2 separate regions of the Mus musculus genome follow, and region 1 is linked to region 2. Evidence: chromatin loops called from intact Hi-C (ENCODE). Cell type or tissue: heart. All regions are shown on one strand. Links, peaks and the distances in the headings refer to the core of each region. The heading gives the core; the rest is flanking DNA.

Region 1 (5,379 bases), core at 107-5,106, 300 kb before region 2:
TTAGTTAATATTCTAGAACCATTTCCCCCATTCACGGGCTATAAACCCTTCCTAATTTGGGGGGGGGGGCTCCATCCTGCAAAGTCTAATAATAAACTTCATTACAATTTTGCATTTCTTTTGACTTACTGTAGTGAAATACTTGCTCCTACCCCTTAGCACAAAAAGAAATGACACTTTTTGGCCATGATAGTGGTGGTCGGGCGTGCACGCGTGTGTGCTGGGGAGGGGGTAGTGTTCCCCTGAACCCGGAATATGGTTCCTGAGACTCCTGAATATGCAACAACCTCTTTGCCTTCCATGATATTTCCCCCCTTAACTTACACTTTTAGGATCAAGGTCTGCCTTCGCCCTACACCTGCTTCCTTCCAGTGAATCCACTGGCTAAGACAAGTAGCCACACCTGAGCTATCCAGGAGGTAGAGTTTAACTTTGCTAAGCCACCATCACTACAGCTCTGGGTTCACACACCATCACTCCAGCCGACAGAACTCACTGTTCCTGAGAGATGCTCGCTGAGAAAGGGCCAGCTGAGAGCTGGGGTACTCGGGAGGGTCTCGCTTGAAGCGGGCATCAGGTTCCCACCAGATACTAAAGCCGGGCAAGGTAGCAACCGGCCTTCTCACGATAGAACAGCAAGCCACTCATGAAAGAAAAGAAATCCTCACAACTGTAACAATTACAACGAAGCCACTCACCTGCAAGGAAACTACCAGTAGCAGCCGGTCCTCGGTAACGCCGTGCTGCAGACGCCAGTGAGGATTCATCGCTACAGCCGGCATCAACGCTCTTTTGTAGCCTAGAAGCCAAAATGGTCAGAACCGATAGCGCTGGGTATTGGAAGACAGAGTTGTCACTCATTCACGGCCCCGCCCTCTGGCCAGCGACCAGCCGGAGGTTCTTTCCGGTTTCTCAAGTCCCTGGGGTAAGAAGGGAAGCTATGATTGGTTTAATGAGGAAACAGACGCACGGATAGACCAATAAGATGGTAGTTTCGGACATAGGCAGGCGGGCTTTAGTCGTAGAGACCCAAACCCCTGAGCATCGCCGGGGCAATGTTTGTGGGCTGCTAGCTTTGCCGTCCAGAGACCTGTTTGAAGTTCTCGAAATTGAAACACACCTGCTGTGAAAAGCGGGTCAGCAGATGAAGGGATACTTCTTCTAGTTAACGGAAAATTTCAGGTCCTACCTAGGCTGAACCCGGTAGATCCTCACGAAAGCTTGTTTGGCACGCCTGTGCGTCGAAAACAGAGATTAAAATGAAAACCTTTAAAGTGTCCTATTTACAGATAGTCGCTCATTCTTACTTTCTCCTAACATTATGAAGAGAAGAGAAGCGAATAATAGGATATCCTAAAAGTACAAGAAGGGCGAAGAGGTTAGAAAAGTAGAAAATGGTACACTACAGTTTCTGAAATTAAACCTATGAAAATGCCAGCTTGTCACTCGGGTCTGGTACCAGAGCTGGAAGCTACTAAGCAGGCTTGAACTACCACACAAGGTCTGAAACGTGTGTCAAAACGTGAATGAGAAAGATAAGAAATGTTATGTGTGCCTGAGCAGACGGGAAAATTCCCCTTCTTGGTTTCTGAAAGCTGTTCCACTTAGTGTCTTCTGAACTCACCTAGTTAATTCTATAAACAAGTCCAATAAGTTTGTGACCAGCTAATGGGTGCTCAGATCAGTTATTTAGGATGAAAATCTTGACACACCATGAACTGGTGTCATGATGGCCTGCTTGTAGCAAGCTGTATGTCCCATTTATGCATTTTAGCTCATGATAGTTGCAGCTACCCCTTTCTGAGAGAGCGTCTCTCAAGGACAGTGAGTTCTGTCGGCTGGAGTGATGGTGTGTGAACCCAGTGCTGTAGTGATGGTGGCTTAGCAAAGTTAAACTCTACCTCCTGGATGGCTCAGGTGTGGCTACTTGTCTTAGCCAGTGGATTCTCAGGTCAGAACAGCTGGAGAAGGAATCTGCCCAATCGTACACACCTGCCAACCTGTTCTTCCTCTTCTTCATGAGGGCAGATGGACCAGAAAACATTTCCGCTGCCCTGTAGTATCAAAGCTTTCTCCTCAGGAAGGGTAACGGCAGCCATGCAAAACCAATCCTAACAGCCATACAGCATTTGACATTTGAGGGTACTCTGAACCTTAGGATGCCTGCTCATTTGATTTACTTTGACCTTGTTAGGAATACTCAATAACACTAGCTTGGCATATAAAACTTTACAATACTTGTCTTTTAGAACTATTCACCAGGGTCACTAGTGTGTACATTGTTATTTTAAAAAAAAACAAAACATCTTTACCTATGATGCTCTTAGGTGGGATGTGAAAGCGAGTGTTGGGAGCAAGCCTGGTCTTTACGACACAGGTATTCACAGAAGTTAGCAATGGCAGGAGTCACTGTTGCATGGCAAGATTGTTCTTATGTTTATCTAGATCGCAATATCATATCCTGGACCCCATGTTCCGATCTGTCTGTGAGCTGTTTGCCTTGAGAACGTTGAAAGAGTGAACCTGTGCTCACAAAGATTATCATAAATCCATTTGAGGCAAAGATGACCTTCAAAAACATTAGACTACGCCTTACTTCACTGGGCCTTAGAAAGAACCCTACCTGGTTCCTTGCACAAACAATAGGGGATTGAAACAAAAACCCAAGGCTGCTAATTTATAGTTCTGGGGAAAGCCTTTTTTCTTACAACTGCCTCCACCTCCCACAAGCAATGTATTCCAGCTATGAGGAATTTAATTCTAAGGCTGAAGAGATGACCCAACAGTTATGATACTATGGTACCCCTAACAGAGCATCTGAGTTCAGTTTCTAGCACCCACATTTGATGTCTCACAATGTCTATAGCTCCAGCTCCAGGAGGTCAAGCGCCCTCTCCTGGACTCCATGAACACCTGCACTTGTATGTACACATCTATACACATAACTAAAAAACAATAAGAAAGCCAGACGCGGTGATCCATGCCTTTAATCCCAGCACTCAGGAGGCAGAGGAAGGAAGATTTCTGTGAGTTCAAGGCCAGCCTGGTCTTCATAAGGATTTCCAGGAATGCTAGGACTATACAGTGACACCTGTCTCAAAAAGAAAAGAAAAAAGGAAAGATAACAAGAATGAATATTTAAATTTTTTAAATGAGGAATTCCATTCTGATACAATATAGATATTATGAAAACAAGTTTCTTTGGGCTCATTACTTCAAATTTTGATGTAATCCCACTTTCAGTCAAATAAATGAAACAATAATAAATTATTTTAACCTTATTGTCTTTGTCTTTATTGTCTGCATATATTGAAAAGTCAGTATCCGCCCATGTTGTTCCTTGAGAATTGTTCCATTAATAACCTGAATAAAGTACATCTAATGGTAGCATACTTAACTGGTGAAAATAATTTCACATCGATGTGTACAGAGGCCATGGCCTTTTCCAAACAGGGCTGAATTGGTCCACAAAGCATAAAAACATTACTACTGACTTAGATGGTTCTACCTTTATCTAGTTTAGCAGAACCATTGTCTTTCTCCAGTAAATTACAGAGTTAGTCCATATCCCATGTACAGGACTGTCTGTTTATCTTAGTATCAGGGCACATCATCATGAGCTGGCTGTTTGCTGCTGGTAGTCTCCCCCAACTCCTTTCTTTTTCAAAGTCAAGTTAACCTAGTGCAATAAGCCCATGTCTGTCCTTCACCATTGACCTGAGTGCAGATTCCTCTTTCCTGAAACTAAAAAGTGTGTTCATTTCTATATACAGTTGGTACCCAAGCCTTGTCTGCCATCACATGCTGCCTCCAGTTTCTTAGCAGCCTCCTGGGAAGTCCCCCTGAACTTCCTTTAACTCTTCCAGGGAACCAGGCTGGTACTAGTAGGAAACCTTTGTGAATATGGCACAAGTTATCCTCCTTGCCTTCCACCAGCTTAGAGGAGTGACTTCCCATTTTTCCACATATCGACCTTCCTTTCTCCTGTGGTTACCCATTGCCCATGTATTTGCATCTAAGTGGTATATGTGTGCTCAGAATGTTAGCTCCAAAGAAAACTGAAAAAAGGAAATAATTCTGTTTATTTCAATTTGGGTTTTTTTTTTTGAGTCAATATTTGCTGTATAACCCAAGCTGACCTTGAACTCAAAATCCTTCTGTTTTAACCCACAAAGTTACGGGATTACTGGCAAGCATTACACCCAGCTTTTGTATTTATTTTTTAATATTTACCTTTTCCCATTTACTTAATTGTATATGTATAATGAGCAGGTAATAATTTGATATATGTGTATATATATGTATATATATAGTGTATCATGATAGAATGGTAATTAACGTTTCTGCCCTTCTAAACATCATTTCTTTGTGCTAGGGCCTTTTGGACTCCTTCAGTCTGCTCCATTATTAAATGTATAATATGTACAGTCATCTTACCATGCTGTAGAGCACGAGAACTAATCCTGTCTTAACTATTTTGGTAGCAGTTTCTTAAACCTTCCACCCCATACGTCTCCTCACAAGCCTTTTGGTGACCAGTTTCTCTCGTACTTCTAGGACAGTCACTTTAGCTCACATGTATGAATGGAAACGTGTGTGTGTGTGTGTGTGTGTGTGTGTTTCTCATCGTGGTGGTGGCTTGCTTTGTATACGTCCTGACCTCCAGTTCTGCCCCTTCAGCTCCCTCCTTTTGCAGCTGAGAAAAAAAGAAGAGTGAGTGGGCGAAGGGACCACTTGCATAGAAAAGCTTAGAGCTTAGAATAAGAGAGTCCTGTCTCCGGATGAGTGGCAAATGCAGGTGTGTTACCCGGAACGGGTAGTGATCACTAGAGAAGAGCAGTGATGGCAGATTCAAAGGTGTACAGCCGTGTAGTGTGTGCACTCTGTCTGATGTGCACTCCACTAGAACCAGTCTGCCTGGTTTCCCGTAAGGACTGTTATTCTATACCGTGTTGTCTGGGACAGCCTGTCTAACATCTCTCATTTCATTATATAATGAGGCATATTAATTGTAACCACCTCACAAAATTATGTTATTTAAAGAATATCTTCTCTGCAGGGCAAAAACTCAATAAATTCTAGCTTTAAAAAGTCTCAACGTGGGGACCGGAGAGATGGCTCAGTGGTTAAGGCTCTCGCAGAAGACTCTGGTAGAGTTCCCTGCACCACGAGGCAGCTCACAATCAGCTGTAGTTCCAGTTCCAGGGGGATCTGACAGCCTTTGAACCTCTGACCTTTGAACCTCTGAAGGCACCAGCTACCCAGTACACAAACATGCAGGCAAACATTCATAACATAGAAATCAATCTTTCTTTAAAAGGGTCCCGGTGTAAATGACCCAGTACAATTTCTTACATACATTGCCAAATCAACAAGGTT
Region 2 (5,379 bases), core at 64-5,063:
ACCTGTGTTTAGTTTGTAGAAGAACCCAGAGTCAGCATTTGAACAAGAGCCCAGGTCATCGATATGTATAGTAAATATATTCTTACTAAAAACTGGGATAGGTTAAGACAGAAATACGGAGGAAGATCCAGAGCATATGCAGACACTCAGACTCCTTCTTCGTTCATTTACTTAAGTCTGTTTTGATTTTTATCTGAGACTCAGGAAGAGATGATTAGAACGCCCTTCAAGTACTTCCAAGTTTGGTGTGTGCATGGGAGCGGTAGATGAGAAGTGAAGCTTTGTGTGCCGTGAAATAATCTCCAGTCCAATCAGAGCTAAGGCTCAGCTTTTCTCTAGCCAGAAGCATCTACAGATGTCACCGCTTAGACATCAAACTTAGGTGTCTTCCTTATTTGGTTGGCAGTGGCTCTGATATTTTTGGGCTTAGTTTCGTGGTTCAGCAAATTGTTAAAGTCTCTCATGTGGCTCTATCATGTAGCCAGGCTTGAGAACTGAACTAAGTCAAAGTGAGGCTTCCCAGCCTTGGAGTTTCAATGACAGATGATCCTGGGTTCCATTCCCTATGGATTTCAGTTTAATCAGGCTGAGGTGACACTTTAAAGATGACCTACTGATGTCACTGACTCCGTCCCTCTAAGTACTTCCCCTTCCTCAACAGCTCTCAGCTTCAGCTACAGAAATCACCCGGGGAAACTCTGAGAATGCCAACGTTCAAGCACTCCAGTCAAAACTGGCCATACCTGGATGGGAGAGATGCTTTTGTGGTTGAGAGCACTGGCTGCTCTGGCAGAGAACCCAGGTTCAACTTGGAGCACTCAGGGAATGGCTTACAACCTCTGAAACTCCAGCTCTAGATCGGATGCCTTTGTCTGGCCTCTGAGCGCACCTGAAAGACATATGCTGCGCACATACAATGCTCACGTCAGCATTTAAGTGTTGAAAGGAAGCACGTGCCTTTTACCCTTCAGCTGAAGTCTTGTGGCATCAGTTACTGAGCCTCTTGGTGTTCACTCCGATTCAACAGCAATAGCAAGAAAGACTGCATGGTGACCATCAACTATGTACATAGGCCAGTGCCTTTGTGTTCTGTGTTTGTACACCTAGCAAGACCAGTTTTTCATAGATGCGATGAATTAACAGCCCTATTTCTTCCTATTATGTAAGACTAGTGCTACTGCTCAGAACTGTGCCCCTTCATACGTGTGATTGCATCAGCAGTGACACCACATGATGGGAGGCAATTTAGGGGATAAACATAAACACTCCGAAGTTTTCCTCAAGATTCACAACTAACTTGCCAGTGGCTTCCCCAACTTGTGACCCAGAGATCTCATCAGAATCCTGGCGCCTGCATGCTCTAAATGATGGTTACTGAGCACAATTTTTATTTGTGGTCCTGAACTTTGAATTTTCAATAAGCTCTAGTGCATTCTGAAATTGGGAATGTCTGTCTTTCAAAGGAGACTAGAAACAAGAACTATGGCAAAAAGAATGCCTTTTATCAGTTAAATTCAATATTTAATGAGCACCTTAAGCTGGCAAAATGCCAGCACAAGACATGTGTTCAGTGTCTCTACAAAAATCACGACATAAAGCAATACATTTACTGTATTAGTCTATTCTACAACAACTATTAGTAAGACAGGCCTATCTTCCCCTGTGATGAGAGTGGAGTACTAAGCCAATGCTCTAAACAGGCAGTTTAAGCCAAGGCTCAATCTCAAAACTTTTAGGTTCGCTGTTGTCCTAGAATTCGGTTTAGATGTTACAGGAATTTCTACATTCTCTCAGTTGCAGGTGAGTTGTTACAGATGCTAGAATACTCTAATGAGAAGTCAGTTACAGGGAGCACACAAGCTATTTCGTTGAATCCCATTCCAACCTTTATGGTACTGAACACGAACAGCATTGGGACTTCATTTCCCAGAAGGCAGTGCGACACCGACTCACGCGAGCCTTCGGGGGAAACTTGCCTGTTTTTTTCACGCCTGCCGTAAAGGCGCGCGGTCTGCTGGGACATGTAGTTTGGTTAGCCCTAGGACGCCCCCTCAAATGAATGGGACCGGGTATGACTGAGAACTACAGCTCCTGGTCTGGCCGCGTCGGTGGCAGCTGCGGAGGAAGAGTTGATCAAGACGGCCCTCAGGGAGGGAACCGCTGGCGGTGGTGATGTTGCGCGCGGATTTTCTAGGGTAGCGAACTGAAAGGGCGCTTTTTCTGCGCGCTGGCTCCCCGTGCCCCGCACCGGCCATGCGCCCGGCCTTCGCGGTGGGCCTGGTGTTCGCAGGCTGCTGCAGTAATGTGATCTTCCTAGAGCTGCTGGCCCGGTGAGTGACCCTCTCGGGCCGCGCCCGGGTTCTCGAAGCTGGTCCGGGGTTGCTAGCCCTGGCCGCCTCCCTAGTGCGCTGCACGGGATACCCACGCAGTCAGCTACTCTGCAGCCCTGGCACTCCTCCATTCGTTAGCATCCAGGTGACAGGAACATCCAGAGTGCTGCTGTCGGCATCTCCAAGCCACACTTTGGGGAGTTTGAAGCCTGGAGACTTTCTCACGTGACCGATCCTAGGTCTCTAGGAGCACCCTCTCCAACTACTACTCATCCAACTCTAGCACCTTTCGCTGACCAGTGAATGAATGACACGTGTCTGTCTGGAGCAAAACTTTTCTCACAGAAAGTTTTGTGTGTGTGTGTGTGTGTGTGTGTGTGTGTGTGTGTGTGTTGACATGTTTTGCGAAACATTTGTTTTTGTTGGTCGTAGAGATAGATGGTTGTGAGCACTTGGCTTAGACTCATATGTGAGTGATGTGGTGCAGATAACAACTGAGCTGTCACCATGGTCCCTGGGCATTTCGCACATCACAGTCTTTCGTTGAGAAGCGTGCTCTTTGAAGTGTAGATTGGGAACAGGATTGGCTTTGTGGTGTGGTGTCTTGCAAATAACGTTGGGTAACTATGTGCAAAGTTCAGTAGGCAGAAGTTAGAAAAGAGACAGGAGATGAACTGGAAAACGATTAGGACTAAACAGCTCCAGTTAGTTATTTAAGGTTTGGAGCTTCGGTCTCCTTTTTCAGACAGTTCAATACTCAGTTCAGAGTCACTAGCTACAGGTTTCTATCTATATACTGCTTAGGGCAACCCTGTGACCAAGAGTTACATTGTTTTGTTGAAAGTGAAACAGATGCAAAGTTGGGCATCTTTTCACTATTTGGAAGTGGCAGAGCAAAAATGGGCTGGACTGTATCTGTCTAAGCTCCTAGCCCAGTAACATTTCCAGATGCCTTCCATTTTTGAACTTGAGTTTTGAACATGGTGTGATGTCTGTTGGAAATTTATCCTGTTTGATACTGTTGGTTTGAATCCTTCAGAAGTAAGCAGTTTATTTATGATCAAGTCTGTATGTGTTATAGTTTGCTTTTAGAGAGCTTACCGTTTTATTATGCAGAGTGTTGATGAAGATCGATTGTCTTGGGAGTGGACAGGAAGATGAAAATGAAAAAGAAGTTTCTGGATACACTTCAAAGGCAGAAAACTTTGGAATTCAATCTATTTAATATATTTTTAAATAAGAAAGTGATATATATTCAGGCTAGCTATAGAAACAAAGTCAGATAATTGCATTGAATATGCCACTAAATTATGTGAAACCTGTGTGTTCTAGCTTGTGAGCTCTTGGCTAAAACACTTTTCTCAACCATCAGAGGGGTGGGTGATAACAGCTTCATCCCCATGGATTTTGAAGGTGAATGAGAAATGCCTACCTCACGTTGGTGACTTCCCTAGCCTTCTCCCTTACAATTTGTCTCAGTGCAGGCGTACGTTGTTTTTGTGAGGGTCCAGAAAAGTTCTGTGTGTATCCAGAAATGGATTCCTTTCTCTTTATAAAGTCTTTTCATTCTTTATAGGAACTTTTATTTAGAATTTTATTAGGATCAATTTGTAAATGAATCCAAATTCCTTATTTAACTTTACATATATATAAATCTGCATTTTTGCATACAACTGAGGGTTTTCCTTAAGACGTAAGGAAGTGGGCTTATTAATGCAATGTATAGTACATTAGACTGATAACAACGTATGCCTGATTTGCTTAAGTAAACTCTTCACACTGTCGAGCCGTGAAAGCCGACCCGATTCGTCCAGATAGCCTTTAAAGTTCCTTCTAGATATGATCTTGAGATTTGTGGCTTTAATCTTGAGAAATCACCGTAGAAACTTCTCAGAAAAGCAGAAGCTGTGCTTTTTAAATGGCTTCCTTGGAACACTCAGGTGTTAACTCTAAATACAAAGGCTGCAAAGACTTGTTGAAAGAAGGGAGTGTTGAGCCATTTCCCCCCCAGTTGAAAAACAGATTCAGTTTCTTCTTGCTGACCTTTGTAGACCTAGAATTGGTGCCAGTGATAAGGTGCAAACCTTGTGCACTGCGTAAGCAGCTACACAGTAGTGAGTGAGGTCTTGATTCCCTTCTTAAGGAGCTTATGGTCAACCTTGAAAGCATGATACATATGTGTATATGCTATACACACACACACACACACACACACACACACACATACACATAGAGAGCTAATGAAGCAGGTAAGGTATTGTGTGTCTTAACATCAGGATAACAATCTGAAAGATTTTATTTTTCCCTTTAAGACATGATGGTGAATTCAATAAGAAAGTTTTATATCCAGGAAAGAAAGGAGGTGAAAACGTCTGCCCAAGTCATTCCTTTCAAAGTTGCTGGGTTGTTTGTTTGTTTTTTTTTTTTAATTGAAATTTGAATTTTTGCCAAAGAAAGTCCTAAGTAAGAGAAGGTGTCTGCAATTAATGATTATAAGTCTTAAATAAAGCTTAAGAGAAGGAAAGATTCTGGGAAAGCATTTCAAGTTTTTATTTATTAGAACTTTATTTATTCGCTTTAAAGCGATTTATTCCAGCTAACAGAACCCTTTTCCTTGAGCCGTGCCAGCAGTGTGTCCCTAAGATGCTCTCCGAGTTAGCTTAAAGGAGTGTTGAATGTCGGATCGTAGGAAGGCATCACGCACCTCCTATGCAAAGACAAAAAGTAGACTAGAGTTATCAGAGGACCCCATGGGAGGGAGAACAGGAATGTGATTCCTGGTGAGATTTCTTCTGGGGCACCCTAAAGTTAGATGGTGGTAATGGTTGCCCATGTAAAGCCTGGTAACAGTAGCACTGATATACCAACCCAAGCCATGCAGTCTGACCTAACACAGTACATGTGACCTCCATGTCCTTAGCCATGAACTGTGGATAAGTAAAGGAAAATAGATCAAATGAAGGATACAAGTCTAAACCGCTTAAGCTTTTTAAATCTTTTACACAAATGCTAACATGCCAGAGCACATTTGCTTAAAGTGGTGCCTACT

The links. A loop is a pair of places that touch in the nucleus more often than their neighbours do. Peaks named below come from ENCODE experiments on the same cell type or tissue, not always from the same donor. Only the 100,000 strongest peaks of a DNase experiment are listed, where the experiment ranks them.
Region 1: a loop joins it to region 2, with 5 times the contacts of the local background. A loop is called at or near these places in 1 of 42 quality-filtered maps.

The regions. Positions count from the first base shown.
Region 1 is chr6:34,471,742-34,477,120 of GRCm38, reverse strand. It overlaps Bpgm (2,3-bisphosphoglycerate mutase), which reads right to left and starts at 765. Exons shown (of 3, transcript NM_007563.5): 1 at 699-765. In heart, for the core only: a CTCF peak has its summit at 2,895 (motif pointing left); a DNase peak (open chromatin) is centred at 880; H3K4me3 peaks cover 1,786 bases; H3K27ac peaks cover 3,178 bases.
Region 2 is chr6:34,173,729-34,179,107 of GRCm38, reverse strand. It overlaps Slc35b4 (solute carrier family 35, member B4), which reads left to right and starts at 2,054. Exons shown (of 10, transcript NM_021435.3): 1 at 2,054-2,330. The coding sequence starts at 2,254. Gm13855 (a long non-coding RNA gene) reads right to left here and starts at 2,060. Exons shown (of 3, transcript XR_868963.3): 1 at 1,886-2,060; 2 at 744-903. In heart, for the core only: no CTCF peak of the experiment used is centred there; a DNase peak (open chromatin) is centred at 2,057; H3K4me3 peaks cover 1,878 bases; H3K27ac peaks cover 776 bases.